Linked DNA regions of Homo sapiens: regions 1 and 2 are each linked to region 3. A link is a contact called in ENCODE Hi-C or POLR2A ChIA-PET data. All regions are on one chromosome and are shown on one strand. Each heading gives the region's core, a stretch centred on a gene start or an enhancer-like site at or near the end of the contact. The rest is flanking DNA. Distances are from core to core; before and after follow the strand shown.

Region 1 (3,789 bases), core at 1,033-3,532, 37 kb before region 3:
AACTTGACAAGGATGTGGAAGACCAACATATCACAATCAATCTGCAGGCATTTGTTGCGGCCTTCCATGTACTCAGAAAACACATGCAGTCTTTTTATAGATGATGAAAGTGGTTTTCTTGATTTGGGATAATCTAAATATTATAGTCCTTCAAAAACATACAAATGCTAAAAATTGAAGATAACATCTCTTCATTAACATTGAGTGAAAAACAGAAAGCAATGAAGTCCATTGGGGGGATAGAAAAGACATGAAACGCTAAACACCCCTTACCCTGAATAATTTACATGAGTATTTTCAAATTGTTTTTTAAAATAGAAAAGCAGTGATAGCTACCTTGACTTTGAAGCTCAAACTCTAATTTTCTATTTGACATCAGCTGTTGGTTTTGTGTTTGATAGAGTTGGGTCCTAAAGATACACGATTACAAAATCCATTTAGAACTTTTAATTCTGGATAAAATAAATCCAGTTTCTAAGTTCAGTATCAGCCCTCACTCCTGGCATAAGGAGCTTTTGTTATGTAGGACTTGAGGAATGCCCCAGCTGGGGAAATGCCAGTTAATAGATTCAGACAGATGGATTTTGATGAGAGTCTGCACCGTTCACACCCCTTAGCAAATGTTTTCGAATATTCTCAAGTAACACACTTAACTTGAAAACAAATATGGATTTGCTTACTTTAGAGTCAATAGTAATTATTATTATGAGTAGTGCATAAAAATATCTGCTCTGTTTTTGCATCTTAGAGTGCTAAATTTATATGTCACATTATAACTTTAGACCTTTTACTGCCTTCTACATACAGAGAAAACATACTTTGAATTTAAAACCAGGCTTTGGCAGAGAATTATTTCAGCTGTTGCAGAATATTGCATTTTTTTTCTTAACCTCTCCCTGCCCAAAGTCAGAGTGATAATCAGCTGTGGAAATAGCCTTATGAAATCCCCAAGAGGAGCGCAAGATCCTGACGGTGTGTTTCGTGTTTTTGTTTCCCTCAGTAGAGACTGTGAAACCAGACCAAAAGGGAATAACACCAGAATAGAAATTAGACTGGACCAAGGAGCAAGTTGGCGTTTCTTACCTGAGCCATTTTGTGGAGCCAAGTGGTCTTTTAAGAGCATGATGCATATTTCTGGCTATGTTTTCTGCCAGAATCCATTTTCTTCTGGCATTAAGTTAATTGAAGGCCAGAGAATCAAGTTTAAAGTATAGAAAAATGGGAAAGCAGAAGATCAGAGACAGTGCTTTGTTTGAGGTAGTAAAATGAGAAGCTAAGTACCATGTATGTACCGTTACATTGAGTGTCTTTTTTGGGCAAGTCACTTTGCTGGGTGCTGGGAATTCAGCTGAAAAACAACTCTCATAAAACTTGCCTGCCGTCTAGGGGGTAGATCACACTTATGTGACAAATTGCCCATGTAATTATTTAATTACAGTTGTGGGAAGGGCTGAGTGGGAGAAGGGTGCGATCAGAGTATAGCAGGGAGGCTAACAGCATCTGTAGGTTAGAGAATGCTTCCTTGAGGAATAGCGTTTGAGCTGAGTTCTGGAGGGTAGTGTAAATTCCATAGGAGAAAGGGTTAGGAAGGGCGTACAAGGCAGTGGGAACAGCATATGCAAAGGCTCAGAATCAGGCAAGCACTTGGACTAGAGCAGGGATTGGAGGCACCTAATATGGCTGGAGCTCAGAGAATCAGTGGGAGCCAGGCTGGCAGGCACTGTTAACACAGTGTGGCACAACCCTGGTAGGGGCCTCGTCACATTACAACCTGTGCTGCCCAGCATGGTGGCTCTGGTTGTTGCTACTCATTTTCTGGCCGGAGGAAAAAATATGGAGATTTCAAATTTCTTCTCTTATTCTGTTACAGTTCTTACCTATGTCTCTATCTCCATGTTTAGATGCCTATAAAAAAGAAAAAAGAGTGTTTTTAAAAATTTCTCCCAAGAAAATTATACTACTGCTTGTTCATAATGCCCTGCCAATTTTAATTAATTCAACATCCACAGGGACATTGTTTAGGTTGTGTATCTTTCAAAAACTGGACTATTAGTTTAAATTGGTAGAAAGGAGAACTAGATTGCATGATTGTAGCAAATATCGACTTAGGTTTTTAAAGATAGCAGTCTCTTCTTTTTAACTTCTGAAGTCCTGGCTTATCAAGAGAAAAATAAATTTTTGCTGTGTACCAAAATAGAATGCTTTCCAGATCCTATTTCTGAATAGCTGAATAATGCGTCTGCAGCTTTTTACGTCACTGCGCGTGCAACAGCTGTTAGGTCATTCCTGCAACTCCAGCATTTGTTCATATTTTCAGATGTTCAACATTTTTATGAGCAGATGTAAGATTTTAAGTTTCATTTGGAGAAAACATGCCTTTCCTACTTGCAAAATATAATTTCTGCTTCATTTGTTAGGAAATGAAAATATCAGATACATTTTTTAATGTACTTATGCTGGATTTAACTTCTCAGCTAAACTGCGTGGAGAACGGTACAAACGACAGTGAAAACAGAGAGCTCCTTGAGCCTGTAGGACAAGATTTACTGATTGCATTGTTTGGAAGGCTCATGTTAGTAAGACTTTGGGCTGTTTATTTGTACATCGTGTACGTTCTGAGGACATCCAAGCCATTCTTGTTGTCATCATCAGATTTGAAAAGTTGTATAACTGAAGGTATTAGATACGAGGGTGAGTAGTTGCAGTATATAACATTGGTAAATGAAATCGATTTGGAAATGAGCTATAATACTTGTTAGCAGTTACATATATGCGAATCTCAACACTGTGATTAATGAGCTGTGAATTGATAGTATCTGCTGAACACTACTTTATTCAGAACATTGTTTTACTCACAAGTCATAGCAGAAGAATTCAAAAAAATTAGAGGACGCAGACTCTGATTTTTAGTTTAGCCTTAGCCTGATGCACAAATTATGCATTCTTGATAACACTGAAAAAGTAACAAAATTTTCCAAAAATTACGCATGAATGCTCTGCAAACTGAGTGTGTAAGTGCTGAAAGAATAGAGAAGAAAAACTCCTATGAGCAAGGATCACTTATGGAACTCTTCTCAGAGGAGATGAATTTGGGCTTGGGTGGAGAGAGAAATAAGCAATGTGGACTGATGTTCAGCAATAAGATCCAGAGAGCAGGAAAGCCCCGTTCTTTGATGCTACCACCTCCTAGCTCTGTGGCTTTAGGCAAGATACTTCACCACTCGACCTCAGTTTTCTCATCTATAAAATGGAGTTAATAATCATTTTTGAATGAGTATTAAATAAGATAATATATGTAAGAGAACAATGATGGCACAGAGTCAGTGCTTAAAGTGTTGGCTTTTATTATTTATTGCCTTTTTTTTTTTTTCCCTGAGACGGAGTCTCTCTGTTGCTCTGGCTGGAGTGCAGTGGCATGATCTCAGCTGACTGCAACCTCCGTCTCCCAGGTTCAAGCGATTCTCGTGCCTCAGCCTTCTGAGTAGCTGGGATTACAAACACCTACCACCATGTCTGGCTAATTTTTGTATTTTTAGTAGAGACGGGGTTTCACCATGTTGGTCAGGCAGGTCTCAAACTCCTGACCTCAGGTGATCCACCGGCCTTGGCCTCCTAAAGTGCTGGGGTTACCTCAGGTAAGCCACCACACCTGGCCTATTTATTATTATTATTCATTAATAGAAATTACAGAAATCAGGTTTACTAGGTGGAGGGAATGCTGTCTACAAAAGAACAAAGGGGGCGACAAATCTGTCTCAGAAATATTCAGTCAGTTTTAAGCAATAATAA
Region 2 (3,600 bases), core at 332-2,831, 49 kb after region 3:
TTTTTGTCACCAGGTAAAATGTTTCATTTGATTCTAAGCCATAAAGACTCTTCTCAACCCAATTGGTATAGTTTAAAGGCAAAAATCATTTCAGAGGAAATATGGTGTTTCTCAGAACATCAGTAGAGATTGTGCCAAGCTTTTCCTTAAAATTTTTTGGTAAGTGTAGTCAAATGGGTGTAGGGGATGGTGGTGAGGGGGGAGATGGGAAGTTTTTAATCAAGGGATCACACTGATGAGTGGTATGATCCAGAAATGTCTTTTCTAGCACCAAAGTTAGGATTAACTGGAGAAGCAAGATGCTGGAGGCAGGAAGACCAGAAAAATAGTTCATTGCAATAGTTCATGTGGGAAGTGAGACTACTGCAAAACAGGTCAATGGCAGAAACAAAAAGGAGGAATAAGATGTTATAAATTGAGGCTCGTTTACATTCTTGAAGGCAGGGCCCAAGTCTTACACCTGCAGCACTAACACAATGCCTTCTTGCTGGCAGGGACTCAATTTATAGATGTTTTATGAATTTATGAACCGATTGAAAGTGAGGCCAAGGAAAAACAGGGATTACAACATGACTTCATTATTTAATTATTTTTCCTAGTTAAGGAAGAGTGGTGGCTTCTTTAAGAAGTTAGAAATCTGGAACTAGGACTTTGAAAGAGGACAAGAGTGAAGTTCCAGGAGTGGGGCTGAGTGCAGAAAGAGATTAGGATATGACTAGGAGAAAGCTGAATTCCTTGACATGGACAAGATTGTAGAGGGCTGGTTTAGGAAGAAAAGAGAAAAAGTTAACGTGTAGATCTTTGGGGAAAGTACATATAGAAGAAGAGGAAGAAAGAAGAAAATTGAGCAGTGAAAACCAAAAGTAATTCCATAAGGGTATATATCCTAGGGAAGAAAGAATTTCAGGAAGGAATCAGTGGTCAAAAACTATCAAACTCTGAAGAAGAGATTGAAATGTTTAAGAGAAAGGAATGAATTTATACCAACTGCAGAAGATGGCTGTAATTTAATTTCTAAAAGTAATACATTCAGTAATGCAACAACGTTGAAGAAAGCTATTGAGTAGCTATTGTGAGCCAGAGTGGTTGTAACGCACTGTCCTCACTGTCCGCAAGGGATTGAAGACCAGTTGATTCCTGCTGTTACCTCAAGATCAAGCATTGAAGCCATCCCAGCATCAGAGGACTCAAGATAATAAGGATTGCTCTTCCCCTGTATCCACATAGATGCACTTTCCTAACTGGCTTCCTTATGCTCAGCATTAGACCACCATATTGCTAAGGAAACAGGGGGATGCCAAGGAAGACTGTTGCTGAAAGCTTCTGATTTAGCACTCCAAAGTTTGGAAATCTTTGCATATGTACAAAGGCTTAAGAGGATTAACCAGGATGAAAAACTGAGGTCTGCTATTCAGCACAGGAGATTTTCCTCAAAATCTCTAACACTCACGCAGCCATGCGTTTCCACCGAACCCAGGGAACTCCTCGCACCTGGTCCTTCCTTATTCCTCTCCACAGAAACACTAACAAGGCGTTTGAGGAGGGTCCTGCTTGCTACCAAGTCAGAAGAGAATGCAAATCAGATTCCTGCCAAAGATTTTGGATCATGCCTTACTGGCCAGCCATAAATTCTGTCTTCTGAAAGGAATGATATGATTCATTCTCAGCAATCTGAAGCATTCAATAATAGAGTGATTCAATCTTCAAAAATCAAAAGGCACTTCGGGTTCCCCAAAATGCCCAAGAGAAAGCACAAATTACTCACGATTTGTAATAAAAACAGTACGTTTTCATAATTTTAAGAGGCTAGAATGAGCTTTAAGAGAGCAAGATATATGCATTATGTATTTATGTAAACTGATTTGGGGGGTGGATTTTTTGCCCCCAGTTGGGTCATTTCTGTACCTTCTCATTCAAACTGTGAGATTAGCCTGATGTTCATTTACCAACGGAACATCCACCTGCCCAAGCACACCTGCTGCTCTTAGGACATAAGCTGCTAATGCAATGTTTCTTAAATGTGCACATGCATTAGAATCACCTGGAGGCCTGGCCAAAGCACAGATCACTGTGCCCCACCCACAGAGTTTCCGATTTAGGAAGTCTGGAGGGGACCCAAGAATTTGCATTTGGAGCAATTTCTCATGTCAGAGGTTTCCAGACTTCCTTGGCTCCTGGTGTCCTCAAGGCCTCAGTAGTTTTTGCACAGTGCCCTTCGACAGGGCTACCAGACTTTTCTGGTAACTCTGTTTCTAGGCCAAAAGAAATACCTAACAGTTGCATTTATTAAGTACATAGACCGAAACACCTGGAGAAGTATTTATGTCCTAACAACTTAGCAGCTATTTTTAAAAACACCCTTAAATTGAAAGAAAAATAATATTTTATTTCATTAATAATAACCACAATTACTTAATAATGAGATGTCTGCACTGGCTGGACACTGCACAGTTTCTCAAACCTGGGAATCAGATGGGTTATTGCCAGCCTTATTTTCTGTTCCACATTGATTTTCACATAGCACCTGCTTTTTATCACAGCATCTGCCAAAAATCCAGCTAGATATGGCCTCATGGAAAGGAATGTTGTTGACAGGACCTCATGTTGAAAGCAGGAACTACTTTGGACTAGTAGTTTGCTCAGTGTCTGACAGATGTCCAGTGTTGCTTGTGAGCCTCTCAAGAATTTAAAAAATATCCCAAGCCTCCTGTGTGAGTTTGCTACAGTGCCCCAGAGTGCCCTGGTGCACATTTGGGGAACTGGGGACTCAAGCATTCCTGATGCTAGTTTGAAGACGCCACTTTGAAAACCACTGTACTAATGGCTTCAAGAGACCAGAGGAAGGAGTTTTCTGAACATTTTTACATTTTCTGTGATAATACATAAGATCCTTAAAATATTGAACAGGAAGAAATGCAGATAAAAACATACAAATTCACCACTAATGACTTTTTATTTCTATAGCAGAAGAACTGGATATGGAAGAAATCAGAGAAGGAATAAAGATATCAGAAGGAGTTGTATGCCATCATTGTTATGAATAGTTTACAAAGCAATTTTTTACAACCTTCTAAAGTCATAACTAATTAAACCTGGCAATCCCAGTGAGCCAGGTAACAATTATTTTCCATGCTTTACACACAGGAAACTGATATATAAGATTAGGTGACTTGCCTCAGGCCAAAGAGAGGTAGATTTGTTGGAGGCAGAATGCTAAAATCACAGTATTTTTGCTTTCATCAAAAAAAGTTATAAGAAACTAGACTAACATTTCATAACATTAAAAAAGTCCCTCAAACTTCATAGTTAATTTTCACGAAAATCATGTAAGGTGGATGAACATTGAGTAGCACCATTTTACTAATGAGAACTCCATGGCCAGTTGCGGCCTTGTGCAAGGGGAATGTCAGTGAAGCATTTGAGAGAGCCCATGAGTGGAAGAGAGCAGATGGCATGATGAGTGTGAAGACACAGAGTTACAGGAAGAGGAAGGCTGGTTCTTACCTTTGAAAATAGCTGGGACTCTGTTCCTGTATCCTCAGGAGCATTTTCTCAAAAGAACAAAATTCAAAGTCACTTGAGGACAAAGGGGCAGAAAAC
Region 3 (3,900 bases), core at 1,102-3,601:
TGTTTTATCTAGTAACCTCGCCTTGACACACTGCAATCCTTCTCAGGAAGAATCATTCCACTTGTTTTCATAATAGAATGCAGCCAAGTCAGCAATGAACTGCAAGGTTGGCATTGGAAATGGCCGGTCTATCTTTAAGTGCTCTCCAAAGCTATAAAAAGCTACGTATTTTTTCCTCACCTTTACCTTTTTACCTTTTCCTCACCTTTACTTGGTTTCCCAGAACATGTTCAATGTTCTCAAGTCCCATGCTCCCCTCTTCTTTCTCTCTCCACCCTCCTTCCATTCTCTTCCAGTAAAAAAGTGATAACCACCAAGTGTCTGCCTTGAACAAAAAGTTATGACACAGATGCTCCCAGTGTTGGACCATCAAGCCGAAAGCACGTGCACAAAGCAGCTGATGCAAGCACCTTAATTGGACGGCCACCGGTGCGGACTGAGCTGGGCTCATGAACCTTCCAGGCAGCCAACTTTGCAATATGGTGCTCGACCTTTCTCCATTCGAGCTTCTGCCGAGCAGTTCCTTAGGTCTCAGATCCCTTTCACCTTCCACAGACGATGCTATGGAACAGAAAAACTGCTGCTCAAATCCTAAATAAGAATGGAAAGTGCACAGTATGGCCCCATAGATCTTTCTTTCCCTTCCTGCCATGAAGCCAACCTGAAAACAAAGACATGATGACTCTTGTGTAACCACCCGAAGAGGCTGACAATTACCAACTACGTGAGGTAGTAGGCAATTGTCACATGCTGGGCTGCAGAGATCGTGCTTAACTTGTTTATTCTCATAGCGGGACAGTTATACAAGACGAGCTGCTTCTCAGAATCAGGCTAGCAACAATTCCCTCAGGGAAAGTTGTTAAGGCTTATGGGCCTCGGAGAGCCAGAGTAAGAAGAATCAAAGTCCTAATTTAAATCCTGTTAAACTTTTAATTTGGAAATAATGTAGAAATAATTTCTCATTATTAGACTATAAATTCCCAGCCAGGCTATGTTTCCGTCAGCCAAATGTAGAAGCAACTTGGTCATATACTTTTTGTATCAAAGAACTTTATTCTTTCAGCCCCAGGCTCAGAATTTGATAACATGTTTTCTGTGGACTTTTTCTCTTCACATCAAACAATGTTAAAGAAGAAAAACAGGGAAAATTATAATGACATATACATATATGTCACTCAGTGTGTGTATGTATATATATACACACATATATACACATATATATACACACATATATATATACACGTATATATATACACACACACTCAGATATGGCCAAACTGAATTACTAGCAGTTTGCTTAAACCATATACTCTGGTTCTGGATCTGCACACATGGGTACCTACAGTCTCTTGCAAAGCCCTCCCCAGCCTCTGCCTATCAGAATTCCCCCCATTTTAAAAAGCCTATCCAAATGTCTCTTTCTCTATCTGGCTTGCAATCATCACCCCAGTCAAAAATAATATTGCTCACCTAGCATTGTGTTTGCGTCCTTTTTGAGACATATATATGGCCTCATGTTAGAAGCTTTTGTATAACTTCTCAATGGGTCCTTAGCAGGTTGATGACAGTATCTTTGAAGTACCTTTGCAACTTCTGCAGTGATTCTTGTCTTAAATGATTCAGTGTCTTAAATGTGATAGGCACCTTCTAAGTATTTTACCTCTAGGTGATTAAAAATTGGGGAAGTAGAGAAATCAAAGAGGAAAGGATGCTTAATACGTAACGCGTGTGTACTTTGCCTCTCTGAGTCTTATCTGTAAGAGCCCTCCAATTCCCATCACGTGAGGGTCAGGATCTGTGGTGTATTCACTCCTGGTGTTAAAGCCCTTGAAGTTTATTTTTCACTGGAAAAGTTTTTATTTGAGTTGTTTCTTGATAATGAAGGTGGTGGCTTACGCTCAGCTGTTGATGCTTGTTTGAAGTAGTTTTTTTTTGTTGTGTTGTGTTTTTTAAATTTAAGAGATTTATCAGGTCCATCTTTTACCTGGCTGCTGCTGCCCTGTAGAAAGCGAAGGAGCTTTCTCTAACTTTGACAGGCTGAAAAGTTTCCTGAGCCCTGGACTTGTTTGTCTTCTACTTGTTTTGCCCTTCCCTCTCTCTTTTTCTTTCGACTCCTTTAGTGAGGGCTGCTTTTGGGTGCTTCGTCAGCTCTGAGGCACGTCAAATACGTGTATTTTGCTTTCAGCGTTGTGTGAGGGACCCTGGCGGCTGGAACTGCCTCTGGTCGGGGCTTAGGGCTGACTGCAAACGTTCCCATTTTCCTCTCTTCCTCTCATTGGTTCCCGAGGTCACGTGAGGGCCCCGGGGGTTGGAATTCTGAGTTGTGGCTTTGGCACTCCTCTTTCTTTTTAAAAATCGCTGGGTCTGTTGAGCTGTCCTGGGCTGGGTGCCTTGCTCTTTGACTGAGACTGGAGACAGACGGCAACAGCCACAGGCAGACTGAGGTGGCAATAGGAAATCTGCCGAGATGTTCAGTCAGGTGCCCAGGACCCCAGCCTCAGGCTGCTACTACCTAAATTCCATGACACCTGAGGGCCAGGAGATGTACTTGCGATTTGATCAGACTACAAGACGCTCTCCTTACAGGATGAGCCGGATTCTAGCACGCCATCAGCTAGTGACTAAAATTCAACAAGGTGAGTGGCCGGCAGTGGAAGGCTGTTGCTCATTCTGATTTCTGTTGGCTCTATTTCATGCTAACCCAGTTTTTTTTGTTTGTTTGTTTCCACTTTATAACATATGGATTTCTATGCCACACTACCCGTAACTTTGAAAAATAACTTTAGGCTGCAGTTTTCAGCAAACAGGACAGTCCTTAGCTGCCACATAGCTCAACATAAAGTGCACAAAAAACTTCACGGTGGGACAGTGAATCATAAATTCCCAAACTGACGTGTGTCTACAGAACAGATGAGAACTGTTACTCAGTGTGTATCTTAGGAGCTTTTCTGCAGTTTCCTCACACTCCGTCACATTTAAAATGTGGACACTTGTTTATTTCATTAGGGAGGAGGCGAGGGACTAATGTCCACCCTGCCCAGAGTATTTCGAATATCCTTAGTGAAGAGGAGGAAAGCAAGAATTCTGTTCTAAAGGCCACCAGGCTAAGCACTAGAATCGCATTCTCTTCCTGTTTGTATGTTTATGTCAGCAGTTGCCACAGATGTGTTAATATTGTTTTCCTGGTAGAGAATTAAGGTGTTCGTTCATCTCAAAACAAATCCCGTAACCTGCACACAAAACTCCAGCTTCCTAATGCAAAGAGAAGAGAATATTGATTATAAGCTGCTTGATATTCTTTTTATTCCCAGCCCCTCAAAATACCAGCCTGGAAGTCTGGACATTACTAAAATTTACCAGTCTCAAAAAAAAAAAAAATTTAAAACATGCTCCTTATAGGGTATATCAGTAGAAAGCAGAAAGACGAACATTCCTAAGAAGCCCCTAACACACACGTTTACAGTCAGTTAATGATCACCCTCCTCCTAGACTACAAAAAAGAAATTATTATATTGGTGCTAAATAAGTTAACCAGGAATTTTTAGAGCCGTTCCTAAGAAGCCCCTAACACACGTTGACAGTCAGTTAATGATCACCCTCCTCCTACACAACAAAAAAAGAAATTATTATATTGGTGCTAAATAAGTTAACCAGGAATTTTTAGAGCCATTATAAAAATACAGTTTCCACTTAAATAAATGAGTTTAAGATTATATTGAATATTAAAGAGGAAGTTGGGGTTTGTAATCATGAAAATCTTATTGTAATGTTTCCAGAAAGAACAATATGTATTCTAGCGGGCAGCATTTGATGAGATTGTTTCCTTGGAAATTAGGATTTGTTTGTAAAGGTTCAGGAACTAGTTATGTGTGAAGGATGCTGGTCCTTCCTACATGCTGG

The links. Hi-C counts contacts between places; a loop is a spot of excess contacts on that map. ChIA-PET counts read pairs that join two places held with the same protein, here RNA polymerase II (POLR2A). Pooled maps may share reads with other maps.
Region 1: a loop to region 3 is called in a map of ascending aorta, with 6 times the contacts of the local background. The contact joins the enhancer-like site here to the promoter of STARD13 in region 3. A Hi-C loop is called at or near these places in 5 of 168 maps with a recorded cell type or tissue (aorta, ascending aorta, gastrocnemius medialis and 1 more) and 5 of 50 pooled maps. POLR2A ChIA-PET finds 5 or more read pairs at or near these places in 4 of 52 experiments (AG04450, H1, MCF 10A and 1 more).
Region 2: a map of ascending aorta shows a loop between it and region 3 (6-fold over the local background). The contact joins the enhancer-like site here to the promoter of STARD13 in region 3. A Hi-C loop is called at or near these places in 48 of 168 maps with a recorded cell type or tissue (Caco-2, Calu3, HepG2 and 26 more), 1 of 37 single-sample maps with no recorded cell type and 29 of 50 pooled maps. POLR2A ChIA-PET finds 5 or more read pairs at or near these places in 10 of 52 experiments (AG04449, Caco-2, HEK293 and 7 more).

What each region holds. Positions count from the first base shown.
Region 1 is chr13:33,321,089-33,324,877 of GRCh38, reverse strand. It overlaps a transcript of STARD13 not described here. Among named protein-coding and RNA genes, the nearest start is that of LINC02344, 12 kb to the left of the region's middle. Within about 2 kb of position 2,282, at least 10 of the 41 ENCODE cell types and tissues checked have a DNase peak (open chromatin) inside an H3K27ac peak, as active enhancers do; they include ascending aorta and gastrocnemius medialis, where a contact is called at or near this core.
Region 2 is chr13:33,234,262-33,237,861 of GRCh38, reverse strand. The region is part of intron 1 of STARD13 (StAR related lipid transfer domain containing 13); the gene reads left to right. Among named protein-coding and RNA genes, the nearest start is that of STARD13-AS, 41 kb to the left of the region's middle. Within about 2 kb of position 1,581, at least 7 of the 41 ENCODE cell types and tissues checked have a DNase peak (open chromatin) inside an H3K27ac peak, as active enhancers do; they include IMR-90, PC-3, PC-9 and 3 more, where a contact is called at or near this core.
Region 3 is chr13:33,284,206-33,288,105 of GRCh38, reverse strand. STARD13 (StAR related lipid transfer domain containing 13) reads left to right here and starts at 2,351. Exons shown (of 14, transcript NM_178006.4): 1 at 2,351-2,636. The coding sequence starts at 2,468. RefSeq lists enhancers at 2,049-2,178, 2,189-2,248.